Regions from separate parts of the Homo sapiens genome. Here regions 2 and 3 are each linked to region 1. The links are chromatin loops, found by intact Hi-C in ENCODE. Cell type or tissue: A673. All regions are shown on one strand.

What was found. Hi-C counts contacts between places; a loop is a spot of excess contacts. Peaks named below come from ENCODE experiments on the same cell type or tissue, not always from the same donor. Only the 100,000 strongest peaks of a DNase experiment are listed, where the experiment ranks them.
Region 2: it touches region 1 in a loop (7-fold over the local background); 2 of 110 quality-filtered maps call a loop at or near these places.
Region 3: it touches region 1 in a loop (4-fold over the local background); 2 of 110 quality-filtered maps call a loop at or near these places.

The regions. Positions count from the first base shown.
Region 1 is chr10:117,089,994-117,092,493 of GRCh38, forward strand. It overlaps a transcript of SHTN1 not described here. Among named protein-coding and RNA genes, the nearest start is that of VAX1, 47 kb to the right of the region's middle. In A673, no CTCF peak of the experiment used is centred here; a DNase peak (open chromatin) is centred at 1,038; H3K4me3 peaks cover 449 bases; H3K27ac peaks cover 2,500 bases.
Region 2 is chr10:116,890,400-116,892,899 of GRCh38, forward strand. The region is part of intron 16 of SHTN1 (shootin 1); the gene reads right to left. It also overlaps a transcript of ENO4 not described here. Among named protein-coding and RNA genes, the nearest start is that of ENO4, 42 kb to the left of the region's middle. In A673, no CTCF peak of the experiment used is centred here; a DNase peak (open chromatin) is centred at 1,012; H3K4me3 peaks cover 96 bases; H3K27ac peaks cover 1,122 bases.
Region 3 is chr10:116,795,633-116,798,132 of GRCh38, forward strand. It overlaps a transcript of HSPA12A not described here. Among named protein-coding and RNA genes, the nearest start is that of MIR9851, 31 kb to the right of the region's middle. In A673, a CTCF peak has its summit at 1,464 (motif pointing right); a DNase peak (open chromatin) is centred at 1,509.

The DNA of each region.
Region 1 (2,500 bases):
CAGCCGCTATGGAAAACAGCACAGTGGTTCTTCAAAGAAGATCCTACAATATCACTTCTGGGTATAAATCCCAAAGAACTGAAAGCAGAGTCTCAAAGAGATATTTGTACACCCATGTTCATGTTCATAGCAGCACTGTTACTAACAGCCAAAAGAAAGAAGCAACCCAAATGTCCATCAATAATGAATGGGTAAACAAATTGTAATATACATACAATGGAATTATTCATCCTTAAAAAGAAAGGAAATTCTGACACGTGCTACAACATGGATGAACCTTAAAGGACACTAAGTCAGTTTAAATAAGCCAGTCACAAAAGGACAGATACTGATATCCCACTGATAAAGGTACCTAGAGTAGTCAGATTCATAGAGACAGAAAGTAGAATTTGGTCGTCAGGGGCCAGGGGACAGAAGGCTGGGGAGTTGTTGTTTTAACAGGTACAGAGCTTCAGTTTTGCAGGATGAAGAAGTTCTGGAGATTAGCTTCACAATAATGTGAATACACTTAACACTACTAAACTGTACACTTAAAAATGGTTAAGATGGTCAATTTTATGCTATATGTATTTTCCACAATTTGAAATAAAACAAAACAATCACCATTGGGTGGGCTCAAATAAAAGTTAAGAATTCAGAAGGGAATAAGGGCTGTTTCATATGATTGTGCCAGTTGTCTTACACAAGGGCACCTAGCTATGAATTTAAAATCCGCCCCGTCCTCTGTTCTCCAAGCCATGTGCCCTAATTTGTGAAAACAGAAGGAAGGAAGGAAGGAAGGAAGGAAGGAAGGAAGGAAGGAAGGAAGGAAGGAAGGAAGGAAGGAAAGGAGGGAGGGAGGGAGGGAAAGGTGAGCCAGGAAAAAGAGGATAGAGAAGGGGAAGAAGAATAAGAAAAAGGATCTGACTGTTGGGGTGGATCTGTTCCCAAGACTTTTTCTTTAAAGGCTTCTGACCCTGTGACAGAAGAGCACAAGTTGGCTCAGAATGATGATTTAGGAACTGTGCTTCCCTTTCCAACTACAGTGTGTGTGGTAGCACTAAATTATCCTCTGGAAGAGAAGATTGAAAGCACAGGATCACCTTTTACTATTTCTCTTGACCTCTGTTCCAAATAGGAAATGACATCATGCTGAAAAAGTCCACCATTACTCTCAGTTAAATTCTGCCTTCTTCTGAATGGAAATACTCCTGAGAGTAATTAACGCATCAATATTAACATTTATCGAGCTTACGCGTTGTGCCAGGGACTGTTCCAAATACTTTACATGGATTGTATCACTTAATCCTGAAATATCTCAGATGAGGTAAATAGTATTACTATCCAAATTTTAAATTTTATAGATGAGGAATCTGAGACACAGGCTAAATAGCATAAGGTCACACAGTCAAAAAGGAAAGCTCTGGAAATCCACATTTGACTTTTCCTTAAATGACAGACATGACCTTTCCCCATAAATGACCTTTCCTTTCAGAACAGAAGCTAAGCAAATTAAAGAAGAACTGGTATTCCTTGGACTATGTCACCTTCTAAGGGGAGGTGGAACCTACTAAGTTACCCTGAGGGAACAAAAACAAAGGCCCAAAGAATGCCAGCCCATTTCCAAGCAGCCTCTCTTAACAGGTAAGCACAATCCAAAGGCTTTGAGTTCCTAACAACACTGAATTTCTTGCAGTTTTTAGCATATACATTTTCTCCAGTATGCATTTGCTCATGCTGGTCCTTCCACTGGGAAAATATGGTCCCTTGCCCTACTTTACATGAATGACTGCCTCATCCATCAAGACCGAAGGCAAGTAGTGAGTGTCCTTTCCAGGAAGGTTTCTCTAAGCCCTCTTCCTCCCACTCTGCCAGAATGAGCCTAGTTCCCTTACTACATGACATGGAAATGATCTCTTTTCCATGCCTGTATCCTCCAGTTGAGGCAGGGACTGTGTCTTATTAATGACTGCCATGTGTCAAGTGATCAGGGCTTTACATACAGTGTCTCATTTAGCCTTAAAAACAACCCTGGGAGATTGGTATTCTCAACCCCTTATAAATGAGGAAAACGTCTAAACTAATAAGGGATAGATGAAAGATTTAACCCAGATGTGACACCAAAGCCTGTACATGTAACCACTATATTGCATAGTACTTCCCGTACTTAGATTTGCATTCACTATGCCCAACACAGTAGCTTGCAAATAACCGATGTTTAAGAGATGTTTACTGAACTGATTTGAAGCCATGGGCTTAAATGATCCCCAGTAAGGATGTGAACATAATAGGTTAGGTTATAACTTTGGCCTCTCACAGGCAAGCAAACTCTAGTTTGGGTAATGACACTAGCCTCTCAGAAACTCTCTTGCTGCTGCATATGAAAGCCTATGATTCTCTAGATGACCAAGCTACAACATCCTTTATCCAGAATTTGCGACAAATGCGAGAATTGATAAATCTGTAGGAGTAAATCCCTGTGTGTTTGAAATGAACCAACACACACAAATGCAGACACGGT
Region 2 (2,500 bases), 200 kb before region 1:
CCAAGGAACAGTGAGGTTAAATCAGCATACAACTTGTTAACAGCAGACACAGGACTAAACTAGTGGAATCCTGATTTCCTGTCCAATAATTTTTTCTTACCACAACATACTGGTTGTCATTTATGATCCATTCATATAGATATTTTTCACGGGTCATATTAGACTATGTGCTCAAAGGCTATTTCAAGACAAAACCAAAAACCAAAAAGCAAAATAAAAGCTACGAGAAATATACCAAGTTATGCCACTCTATGAAGCCTGGTGCCCAAGTAAAACTTGGGTGACCTTTTAGAAAGCAGCTATTGTGCCCCTACTGCAAGAGAGCCCAAACGTGGGGCCTGAGCAGGTGGGGCAACTTACTAGTAAAAGGAAAGACCTGACTCCAAACCATACTGGTACCAGAAGAATCAGAACAATGGCAATGGCCATGCCAACGCTGAACTTTACAGGACTCAGTGATTTCTCAGACTGTGTTACAAGAGATGAAAATGCAGCATTCTAATTTTTAAAAAGGACATCGTTTGCATTCAATGAAATTCCTTTCAAAATCAACTTTCCACGTTCCAACTATATTCAACAACATTCTAGCTAACATTTCGGCTGCAATTCAAATTAACTAATGCCCAAAAGAGCCCTAATAGACGTGGTTCTGAGCTCAATTGAATACAATCAAAGCTCATGAAATGAAGGGGGAAATGCTTATTTCATGCAAATTCTGCATATCACTCAAGCTTAATTTTACTGATAATATAAAGGTGGGACATTTTGAACATTACAGTGAATGAACTTTTAAGCGGTGAGAGTTATTTTATAAAATGCTACCTCTGAAAAGCTGATTGCCAAACAGTATAAAAATGGTTTGAGGCATAAATGCCAAGTTCATTTCTATTTCACTTCTGAGGTAACTATCTTTCAAATCGCAACAGCTGGACTATTTAACACAATCTGGTGAATCAAAGTATAGTTCTTCTCTGGTCTCCCAGTGGGATGTCTGCATTAGTCTGTGGCAGCCATCCAACAAATGACGCACAGCCGGACGGTCTGAACTCTGTTTCATTTACAATAAAAATGGATAAAACCGCAACCATATTTACCGCCTTCAAGGACAGAAAACAGAAAGATTTAAATTTGTCTTTATAAAGTCGTTTCCTGGACAAACTCCAAAGAGGAAGTTCCTTTTATATTTTCTCTGGTGTAAAAATAAGGATTCTTATTTTTTTCCAAGCCCTTTATACAGTTACTGCAGTGAACAGTAGTGGCATTACAGCAGAGGTAGTTTTGATTGTTTCTTTTGGAAACCCTATTTTTCAGGAGATTTTAATACACTTGTCCAAAACTTCACAAATTTTTAATACACTTGTCCAAAACTTCACAAAATAAAGTTTCAAACCTAAGGTGAAACTTTCTATATTACTACCGATTCTAGCATTATTTTAAAATATAATAAAGGCAGAACAAAGCTCAATTCTTTTTGTTTTGGGTACTTTTTCAAAACTTCATTTTAGCTCAAAGAACGTATTAAGTTTGTCAATTTGGGTCCACTTCTATTTGTGGAAAAAGTAGATTTAATTATTTACATTGTTAAACAACAGAATACTACTATGTTTGAAAATCTGACATCAGCCTCTAGATGCTGATTTGCTCTCAACATGAACAAGAATTCCTTTTTAACATAGGTAACAATGGCTGGGCAAAGATCTATGTCTATGCTCAGCAATATTTTCTTTAGCTGAGTGACTGCAGCACAGGCATCCCAGTACACGGCTTACCTCCCGGACCACAATGCAATGCTAGGGAGCCTTGTAGCTTGTACCTTGTAGGATATTATCTTATTCCTCTAGTGCAGGCTGGACTGCACACATTTACAGAATCTAAAATACACTGGCACAAGGAGGTTCAGGAAACCGGACTATTCTCACAGCAAAAGCAACACTGACAATGCGTGAACTACGATTTCAGCTCGGCCAAAGATTCTGAAATGTGGGTGATCATTTTCTTAAGCTTCGTTTTTTAGCTTTTTATAATTCTGCACAACATTAAGTCATCATGGAAAATCCACTCAGATTCCAGCTATTAAAAGCCATGTTATTTATAAGAAATATTTTAAGAGACATAGTCTTCCACAAAATTCACCATATATAACATTGGTTCCTTAAAAACAGCTGCCATGCACAAAATACTTGCATTTTCATTCTATGTTTTCAGGAAAATACTGTTTTAAATGTAGTAGTTTTTCTTTCAATTTACTGTGTATTTTTAAAACTCTCTTTTAAGATCGAAAGTCACAAATTACTTTTCATAGAGCTATATAATAAAGAATATTACAAATGAAATGTGTTTATTGGGTTTCAGAAATTGGGTCAGTTTATTCTGAGATCTGACATTGCATTTGAGTTTTAGCTTCTTCTATTTGAATAAAAAAACCTCCCCTCTACTCCACTATACACAAATAAAAGGAAACATAAACACTGTGTAGACTATTGAAAAATGGCTAAGAAAA
Region 3 (2,500 bases), 290 kb before region 1:
CCGAGATCGTGCCACTGCACTCCAGCATGGGCAACAGTGAGATTCTGTCTCAAAAAAAAAAAAAAAAAAAAATTATAGTAAATAAAATTACTTGGTAAGAGGATGAAATTCAAAGGAAAATATTAAATAAGTATATCATATATTATTATTTATAAATTATTATATACATAAATTCTCATTTCCAAAATGGAAATAATATTTCCTGCTTCATAGCATTGTTATGAAAATTAAAGGCCGGGCGCGGTGGCTCATGCCTGTAATCCTAGCACTTTGGGAGGCCGAGGCGGGTGGATCACAAGGTCAGGAGATCGAGATCATCCGGGCTAACATGGTGAAACCTCGCCTCTACTAAAAATACAAAAAAAATTAGCCGGGCGTGGTGGTGGGTGCCTGTAGTCCCAGCTACTCAGGAGGCTGAGGCAGGAGAATGACGTGAACCCAGGAGGCGGAGCTTACAGTGAGCCAAGATCCCGCCACTGCACTCCAGCCTGGGTGACTGAGCAAGACTCCATCAAAAAAAAAAAAAAAAAAAAAGAAAGAAAGAAGAAAATTAAATAAGTTATACACAATATAAAATAATACTTCATGAATATATTACTTGTATAGCATCTGGTACTTACCAAGAACTCAGTTCACGTTAGCTGTTATAATAATAATAATAGTTGAATGATCAAAATTTGGGAAACACTAATCCAAGACTCCAAAAATGAACTCTAGACCAGTGACAATCCCTGCAGGCAAGAGGAAAGTAAAGACAACGGGTCTTCGGGTCTTTGCAGCTCCCCTCTCCCTTTCCACAGCCTTCCTGTCCTGCCCTGTGGGTCTTGCTGCTCTGGGTCTCTGGACCCCACGCTGTCCCTGCCCCAGGCCTGCTCCTGCCTCCCCATCCCCACTCAAACTACAAAATGCAAACTCCTCCAGACCATGGAGCAGAGTGCAGGGCTGATGAGGTTAGAAAGTTGTCCCTTCTCCAAAAGTTTCGTTTAAGACAGCAAAAGCGTTTAACACTGAAAGGGAAACCCCCAGCTGTAGCCGCTGCAGCATCCTAGCTGAGCCCCGGGGCAGAGATTTGAGAGCAAAGCTCTGGGTGCCTCCCAGAGCCTGAGCCCCTCTGCCCAGCCCCACCCTTGGATGGGGAACATGGTTCTGAAGCAACCCAAGGACAGCCCCAGGCTGAGGGTGACTGACCTTTCTGATTTGACAAGAGTGATATCTTCAGGTTCTTCACATCAGAAAAATTTGCAATCTGTCATTTCCAAACCCTCACTATATCATTTTTCCGCCCACTTCAAAGATGTATAGCAGGGTTACTTGGGGCCCCCTCCATTGCAACGTTTTTATTTTCCCTGCATGATTATTGCTGCCCCCGGGAACTCTTCTTGAGGTCCTCCAAAGAAATCCCACAGAAGTGAACCCCACCAGGATGTGATGCATTTCCCATCCGCAGGAGCTGGCTGAGAGCACGCACTTGCTGCAGCCACCAGGGGGAGCTACAGGTTTCTCTTTGGAGCCCCAGAACTCAGTGGCCTGAGTTCCTTGTCATTTGCTAAACAGAGGGGCTCCTGAGACACTAATAGATATGGGACATATCTGTGTAGATCCTATGTACTTCATTGGCTGGTGCACGGGGCTGACAGGCTGCCACTGAAGGCTGCTTCCTCATTTGAGACTCTTAGGTTGTGGGTCATCGTCCTTGACCCCAGGGGGCTTACAGTCTGACTAGGGGGTGGCAGAAGGACCTGTGGACCAGCAGTCAGATGTTTGGGTTCCTTACAATTGTTTGTCAAATGTGTGCTCCCGCTTACTCCAGGAGCCTCACAGGGCTGTTCGTGTGGATGTGTGTGCATGTGTGTATATGCATATGTGTTTGAGTGTGTGTGTTGGCTCAGGTCACCCAGCAGTATGTGGGAGGCTGGAATGTGAACCCACGTCTCCTGCCTCCAAATGCAGTATTGACACGCTGTTCAGTAGAAGAAACAAAATAAGCTGTTGAGTAGAAGAAACCAAAGAAGCTGTTTAGTAGATGAAGGGACAGAAGCCCCTGTTTCCAGGGAAAAGCCCTCAACAGGGTGGAAGGTGACCAGAGGATGGCGTCAACTGCTGAGAGCTGTGTACGTGGCTCTGTGAGGGGCAGGGATGAACACATGAACACACCACTTGCATTTGGCAGTGCAACAGGAACACACAGGCCACAAAACGGAAGCACTGAGGAAGGGGTGTCCATCAGTCCCCTGTAAGGACTGATGGTGGGGAAGGCTTCCCAGAGGACCAGAGGGGACAGCCAGCTTTAGCCAGAAGCCAGGCAGAAGGACATATCCAGCAGAGGGCACAGTTTGGGTAAAGACACAGCTATGGGAACACAGCCATGGGAACTTCTGAGTTTCAATGTAAGAGAAGCTCTTACAAGAACTATTTCTGGAGAGAGGCAGGGGCTGGGACCAGATCACGTGGGGTCTCCCAAGCCAGGCTGGCTTTTGTCAGGGGAATGACATGATCAGGC